Regions from separate parts of the Homo sapiens genome. Here region 2 is linked to region 1. The links are chromatin contacts, found by Hi-C or POLR2A ChIA-PET in ENCODE. All regions are on one chromosome and are shown on one strand. Each heading gives the region's core, a stretch centred on a gene start or an enhancer-like site at or near the end of the contact. The rest is flanking DNA. Distances are from core to core; before and after follow the strand shown. Region 1 overlaps DGKZ (diacylglycerol kinase zeta). Region 2 holds the start of PACSIN3 (protein kinase C and casein kinase substrate in neurons 3).

Region 1 (2,788 bases), core at 180-2,679:
GCAGCGTGGGGCTGCCCACAGGCAAGGCCCGGCGTCGCTCCCCCGCTGGGCAGGCCTCCTCCTCACTGGCACAGCGGCGCCGCTCCAGCGCCCAGCTCCAGGGCTGCCTCCTGAGTTGCGGGGTGAGGGCCCAGGGTTCCAGCCGCCGGCGCTCCAGCACTGTGCCCCCTTCCTGCAACCCCCGCTTCATCGTGGATAAGGTGCTCACTCCACAGCCTACCACCGTGGGGGCCCAGCTTCTGGGTGCACCCCTGCTGTTGACCGGGCTTGTGGGCATGAATGAGGAGGAGGGTGTCCAGGAGGATGTGGTAGCCGAGGCATCGAGCGCCATCCAGCCAGGCACCAAGACACCAGGGCCACCCCCACCTCGGGGCGCCCAGCCGCTGTTGCCCCTACCCCGCTACCTGCGCCGAGCCTCCTCCCACCTGCTCCCCGCGGATGCCGTATATGACCACGCTCTCTGGGGCCTGCACGGCTACTATCGGCGCCTCAGCCAGCGGCGGCCCTCAGGCCAGCACCCTGGCCCTGGGGGCCGAAGAGCCTCAGGCACCACCGCCGGCACCATGCTGCCCACCCGTGTGCGCCCACTGTCCCGCAGGCGCCAGGTAGCCCTACGGCGCAAGGCGGCCGGACCCCAGGCCTGGAGCGCCCTGCTCGCGTAGGTATAGCTGTGGCCAGCAGGGCGAGTGGTGTGACCTCCTGTGGGTCTGGCCTGGGCATGGGCCTTGAAGCTCTGCCTGGCTGAGGGTTCCCCACTTGGGAACACTCTGGGCAGTACCCTGAAGCCAGCGTACCCCAAAAGGCCATGTCTCTTGCAGGGAGCCTCTTAGTGTCTGGGGCTGCTGGGAGGCTCCTCCGCCCTCCCTGTTGCCGAGGTCACGGAAAGGGCAGAGGCCCCAGGAGGTGGGAGGAAGTAGGGTCAGCAAGTGCTCAGCCCCCTCCTCAGCTGTCTTCTCCTCTCTAGGAAAGCCATCACCAAGTCGGGCCTCCAGCACCTGGCCCCCCCTCCGCCCACCCCTGGGGCCCCGTGCAGCGAGTCAGAGCGGCAGATCCGGAGTACAGTGGACTGGAGCGTGAGTGCCTGAACACCCCTGGGTCCCAGACCCTCTGGGCTCTTGGCCAAGGCGCAGCTGGCGGGTGGAGGCACTAAAGGCAGCTGGGAGAGCCAAGCCTGGAAGGGTTGGGACAGTGGGGCAGACGGAACAGAGCAGGGTCGATCGGGGCGCTGGAGTGGGTTTGTCTTGGGAGAGGGCGGGTGGGCGGGGGCTGATGGGAGGGAGGGCTGGGCGGCCAGCGTGTGCTGAGCAAGCCCATCCCGTGGCTAGGAGTCAGCGACATATGGGGAGCACATCTGGTTCGAGACCAACGTGTCCGGGGACTTCTGCTACGTTGGGGAGCAGTACTGTGTAGCCAGGATGCTGGTGAGTGCTCGTAGGGGCACGCCGCCCCCTGCTGGTGGAGCCAGTAGCCGCAGCCCTTCCGGGAACGTGGGATTGAGCCCGCTCCCTGGCACCCCTGCTGTGGGCCGCCCCAGGATGGTGAGGGGTGCAGGGGCTTTGTCCGGATGCCAGGACTGGGGCTTCCCAGTGCACACAAAGGGCAGCTGTGCTGGGGCAGGCAGCCTCCGAGATAGACTTACCTGGTGCCTCAGGGGCCCTCTCTTCCTGTCCTGCAGCAGAAGTCAGTGTCTCGAAGAAAGTGCGCAGCCTGCAAGATTGTGGTGCACACGCCCTGCATCGAGCAGCTGGAGAAGGTGGGTGGGTAGCTCAGCTTTGCCCGCCCCTGCCCTTTGGGTGCTGAGGCCCTTTCAGCGCGCACTCACACCCACATGTTATACAAACGGCCTGCCAGGAGTGACCCAGCACTCGGGGGTGAAGAGTCAAGGACCCTGGAGCCAAATGCCTGCGTTCGAATCCTGGCTCCTCACTGATTAGCTGCTGTATCCCCACTGCCTGGAACAAACCTGGCGCCTAGTGGGTTCGTTGAATATCACTCAATGGAATGAATTGACGAATGGTGGCCCTTGTACCATTTCACCATGTCCAAACTAGTGCTTAGAAGAGGCCATTGATTTGCTGAAGCTTCATAACTCAGCTGTGGCTACACCCTGCCTCTGTGGAGACCTTTCCCCAAGGGCCATTGTCCACTGTGCATTTGCAGCTGGGGGCATGTCTGGGCACTGTGCTTCTAGAGGTGGAGGCAGCACTGGGCAGACGGGTCAAGGCCAGGGGCAGAAGGGTTCGCATGGAGGGGCAGCGCTTCCCAGCCTGCAGAAACCCAGGCCATCATACGGGAGAGACTGTAAGACTAGGAGTGGTTCAGGCAGGCTCACACAGGCTGCTTTCCCCAGCCTCTGAATTGTAAAGTGAGGCTTCCTTATACCTCTAATAAGGCTGAAGTAGGGACAGTTATGAGAAGGGAAATAGAAATGCAGCCCCAAGCACTGTACACTCATCATTTAAGGTGGAAATCGACCTAGGGTTCCACAAATTAGCTAAAGGTCTCCAGGGGCCAGGCAGTGCAAGTCTGCGTGTGAGGACCAGGCTGGCTGCGTGTGCCCGGGTCGGGAGTGCCAGAGGGCGAGGAAGAAAGGATGCGGCCGAGTGCGGTGGCTCATGCCTGTAATCCCAGCACTTTGGGAGGCCGAGGTAGGTGGATCACCCTGAGGTCAGGAGTTTGAGACCAGCCTGGCCAACATGGTGAAACCCCATCTCTACTAAAAATCACAAAAATTAGCCAGGCGTGGTGATGCACACCTGTAATCCCAGCTACTCGGGAGGTGGAGGTT
Region 2 (2,788 bases), core at 131-2,630, 820 kb after region 1:
AGGTTGGCACCCTGTGCCTCCTGAGCTCAGCAGAGACCCAAATCAGTCCCCACCGCAGGCAAGAGCTCAGAAAGCAGGTAATGCAATCTTCCCAGCCCCGGGAGCCAGCACGTTCGGCTCCGAGAGGTCTTCCTGGGCTTGGCAGGGTCTCCTTGCAGCTGCACGGGCCAAGGTAGGAAGTCCCTGGTTCAGGGAAGACCCAGTCTCCCTACCTGAGGCCTGAAGGTACCCGGCCCCAGACCAGCCCCAACCTCTTCCAGAAGCTGGGGGCTTGCCCCTGGGAGGGAGCTCAGCCATTCTGCCTGGCCCATCCCTGGAACCTGAGTCACAGGCTGCGCCCAAGGGCTTCTTTCCCGGGCAGCCCCTCCCGGTGCGCCCGCAGCTCTAGGATTTGAGGACAGAGCGGGGGGGAGGGGAGGGGGCGTCAGTAGGCTGGTCCGAAGAGGGACAGCGAGGTTAGAGGGGCTGGAACCAGAAGCCAGAGCCAGCCAGGAGATCAGGAGGCTGGGGGAGGGGGTGGCGCAGCCAAAGCGGGAGGAGGCAGGGCCAGGGAGGGGCATAACAAAGGGGCACTTTTGGAAACCCGACCTGCCGGCCGGGGTGCCTGCTTCCAGATGACGCACTCCGAACCCCAGCCTCCACTCCAGAGCTCGGCGCCCAGAGGCTACGCGCCTCTGGCCTCAACCCTTATGGACCGCGCCCCTCGACAGGACCCCTTGCCGCCCGGAGCTGCATAACTCGGAGCCCGTGGAGCCACGCGGAGCGGCAGGGCCAGGCCTAGCCACCGAAGCTCTAGACTTCTTGGCCAAACTTGTTGAACTTGGTCTTGGCGGGGGTGGGGCCACTGATCACCGCCAAGGGGAGGGGACGCCCCCTGCCTGGGCCGGCCTTGCCGTGGGCTCCAGATGGTGGCCCCGGGCAGCGGACCCAGGAATCGGGGCTCGCTGCATAGGGCGAGGGATCGCCAGGGAGCGAGGACCCTCTGGGGCCTCGGGGCGGGCGCGAGGCGAGCGGACGGGGGCCCTCGAGGGGCCCCTGAAGACGGCTCAGCCCTCCAGCGCCGGCGCCGCCTCCCCCGGGCGGCCTGCGGAATTGCGAAGCCCGCGGCACCGCAGATGGGACGGCCCCTCGGCGCGGCTACGGCCCTTCCCGTCGGCACGCAGAGCGGGGTGGCCGGGGGCTCCCTGGGCGGGAGTCGGCTCCATTGCAAACTTCAGAAGCCGGAGCAGGAGAGGGCGGGCTCGAGCCACCGCACCCGCCGCCGCCTACCCGCGCGTCCCCTCCAGGGCACTCACCGCGTCCTCCCTGGGCCCCTCGGCGGGTGGGGGTCCGGCCACGCTCCGGCCCGAGTCCTGCCGCTCCTGGGCCCGCGCCGCGGCCTCCCGGAGCGCGCCGGGCCCTCCCCCGGGAAGCCCGGCCCCCGGCCCCCGGCCCCGCCCCTCTCCTGGCCGCCGCTGCCTCAACCCCACGCGGCGGGGCAGCGGGGCTGCAGGCATCGCGGCGACCAGCGGCTCTTGTGGCGCGGGTCGAGGTTTCTCTGCTTCGCCCGTGTGCGGAGTGCCTGGGCGGGCTCCCCAGGGTTGCGCCCCGGTGCCGCAGGGAGCCAGATTTCGGCTTTGCCTCTCCCGGACCGTTGCAGAGCCTGGGAGACCCGAGGGAGCAAGAAGGGACCGGGCCGGCACGGGCAGCCTTGGAGAGGGGCCGGGGGAATTACACTGCCTTACATTTTTAGCTGCACAGCTTGTTTAGAAATTGGCTCAGGCGAGGCTCACAACCACCCCTTGTAAGCATTAGGATTCCCACTGTACAGATGCAAAAACTGAGGCTCGGGGGCTTTTCAGAGGCTTGCCCAAGATTTCCCTCTAGTCAGGCAGGGCTGGGACTCCAAAACCGTGCCCTACCGTTCCACAGCTGCCCTGCTAATCTGGGGCGCCTTCTAAGGCCTGAGACGAACACGCGGTGGGGGTGGGACAAAAAGGCCTAAGCTCCTCCCGCTCCGAGTTCTTATTTCCAGATTTTGTACCACGATTCATTCTTACCCTTCGCCCCTCCACCCCCTTTATCAGTCTGGTACATTTTTCCATATCGCCACGATGCCACCCCACGCTAAATAAATCCCTTCTCCCTCCTCTCTCCCTACTTCCCTCTCCCCGCTTTCCCCCGGGGGTGAGATTTTGCAGAGCGGCTCCGTCTGTTATTTATATCCACTGGAGCGGTCCAAGAATGTTCCGAAGCTGACCTAATCGCCACCTGCTCGGCCTCTCCGCCCCTCCCACTCTCTCCTGGGCCCGGTGACCCAGCGGCGGTGCCCTGAGCCTTGAAGACCAGGGGGAGCGCGGACCAACGGGGTCGAACGCCCGGGCGCAGAAGGTCCCGGACGCAGAAGGTCCCGGGCGCGCAGAATCGCAGCGGGTCGGAGAGCCCCGGCGCTCTCAGAGGAGTGCGCCCCCAGGGACGCGGCTCTGAGCCCTGGGAAGCTGAGGCGCCTGGCTGCGCCCTCTGAAGCTCGTACTTTTCCTCCCACCCTCAGCTCCCTGAAGAGTGTGAGTGCGTGCGCGCGGAGTTTTAAACGGCAGCTTTAAAAATAGCAAAATTATGTTGTTTCTAAATCCAGGAGGAATCACTGACGCGTTCTTTACGCAGATGAATCCGCTCACAAAACGGGAAAGGGACCTGGAGAAAATGAATGGGGGTAATTTTGCCTGCCGAGGGCTCACTTGCTGGGCAGTGCTAATGGAAGGGTAAAACTGCCTCCCCAAGACACCTGTGGGGCACCCAAGGCGCGCCA

Evidence for each region. Hi-C counts contacts between places; a loop is a spot of excess contacts on that map. ChIA-PET counts read pairs that join two places held with the same protein, here RNA polymerase II (POLR2A). Pooled maps may share reads with other maps.
Region 2: a map of gastrocnemius medialis shows a loop between it and region 1 (3-fold over the local background). The contact joins the promoter of PACSIN3 here to the enhancer-like site in region 1. A Hi-C loop is called at or near these places in 1 of 168 maps with a recorded cell type or tissue (gastrocnemius medialis) and 2 of 50 pooled maps. POLR2A ChIA-PET finds 5 or more read pairs at or near these places in 1 of 52 experiments (H1).

The regions. Positions count from the first base shown.
Region 1 is chr11:46,366,327-46,369,114 of GRCh38, forward strand. It overlaps DGKZ (diacylglycerol kinase zeta), which reads left to right. Exons shown (of 31, transcript NM_001199267.2): 2 at 965-1,073; 3 at 1,326-1,421; 4 at 1,679-1,753. Among named protein-coding and RNA genes, the nearest start is that of MIR4688, 8.7 kb to the right of the region's middle. Within about 2 kb of position 1,430, at least 9 of the 41 ENCODE cell types and tissues checked have a DNase peak (open chromatin) inside an H3K27ac peak, as active enhancers do; they include gastrocnemius medialis, where a contact is called at or near this core.
Region 2 is chr11:47,185,054-47,187,841 of GRCh38, forward strand. PACSIN3 (protein kinase C and casein kinase substrate in neurons 3) reads right to left here and starts at 1,381. Exons shown (of 11, transcript NM_016223.5): 1 at 1,296-1,381. RefSeq lists silencers at 1,010-1,329, 1,380-1,479 and an enhancer at 1,151-2,037.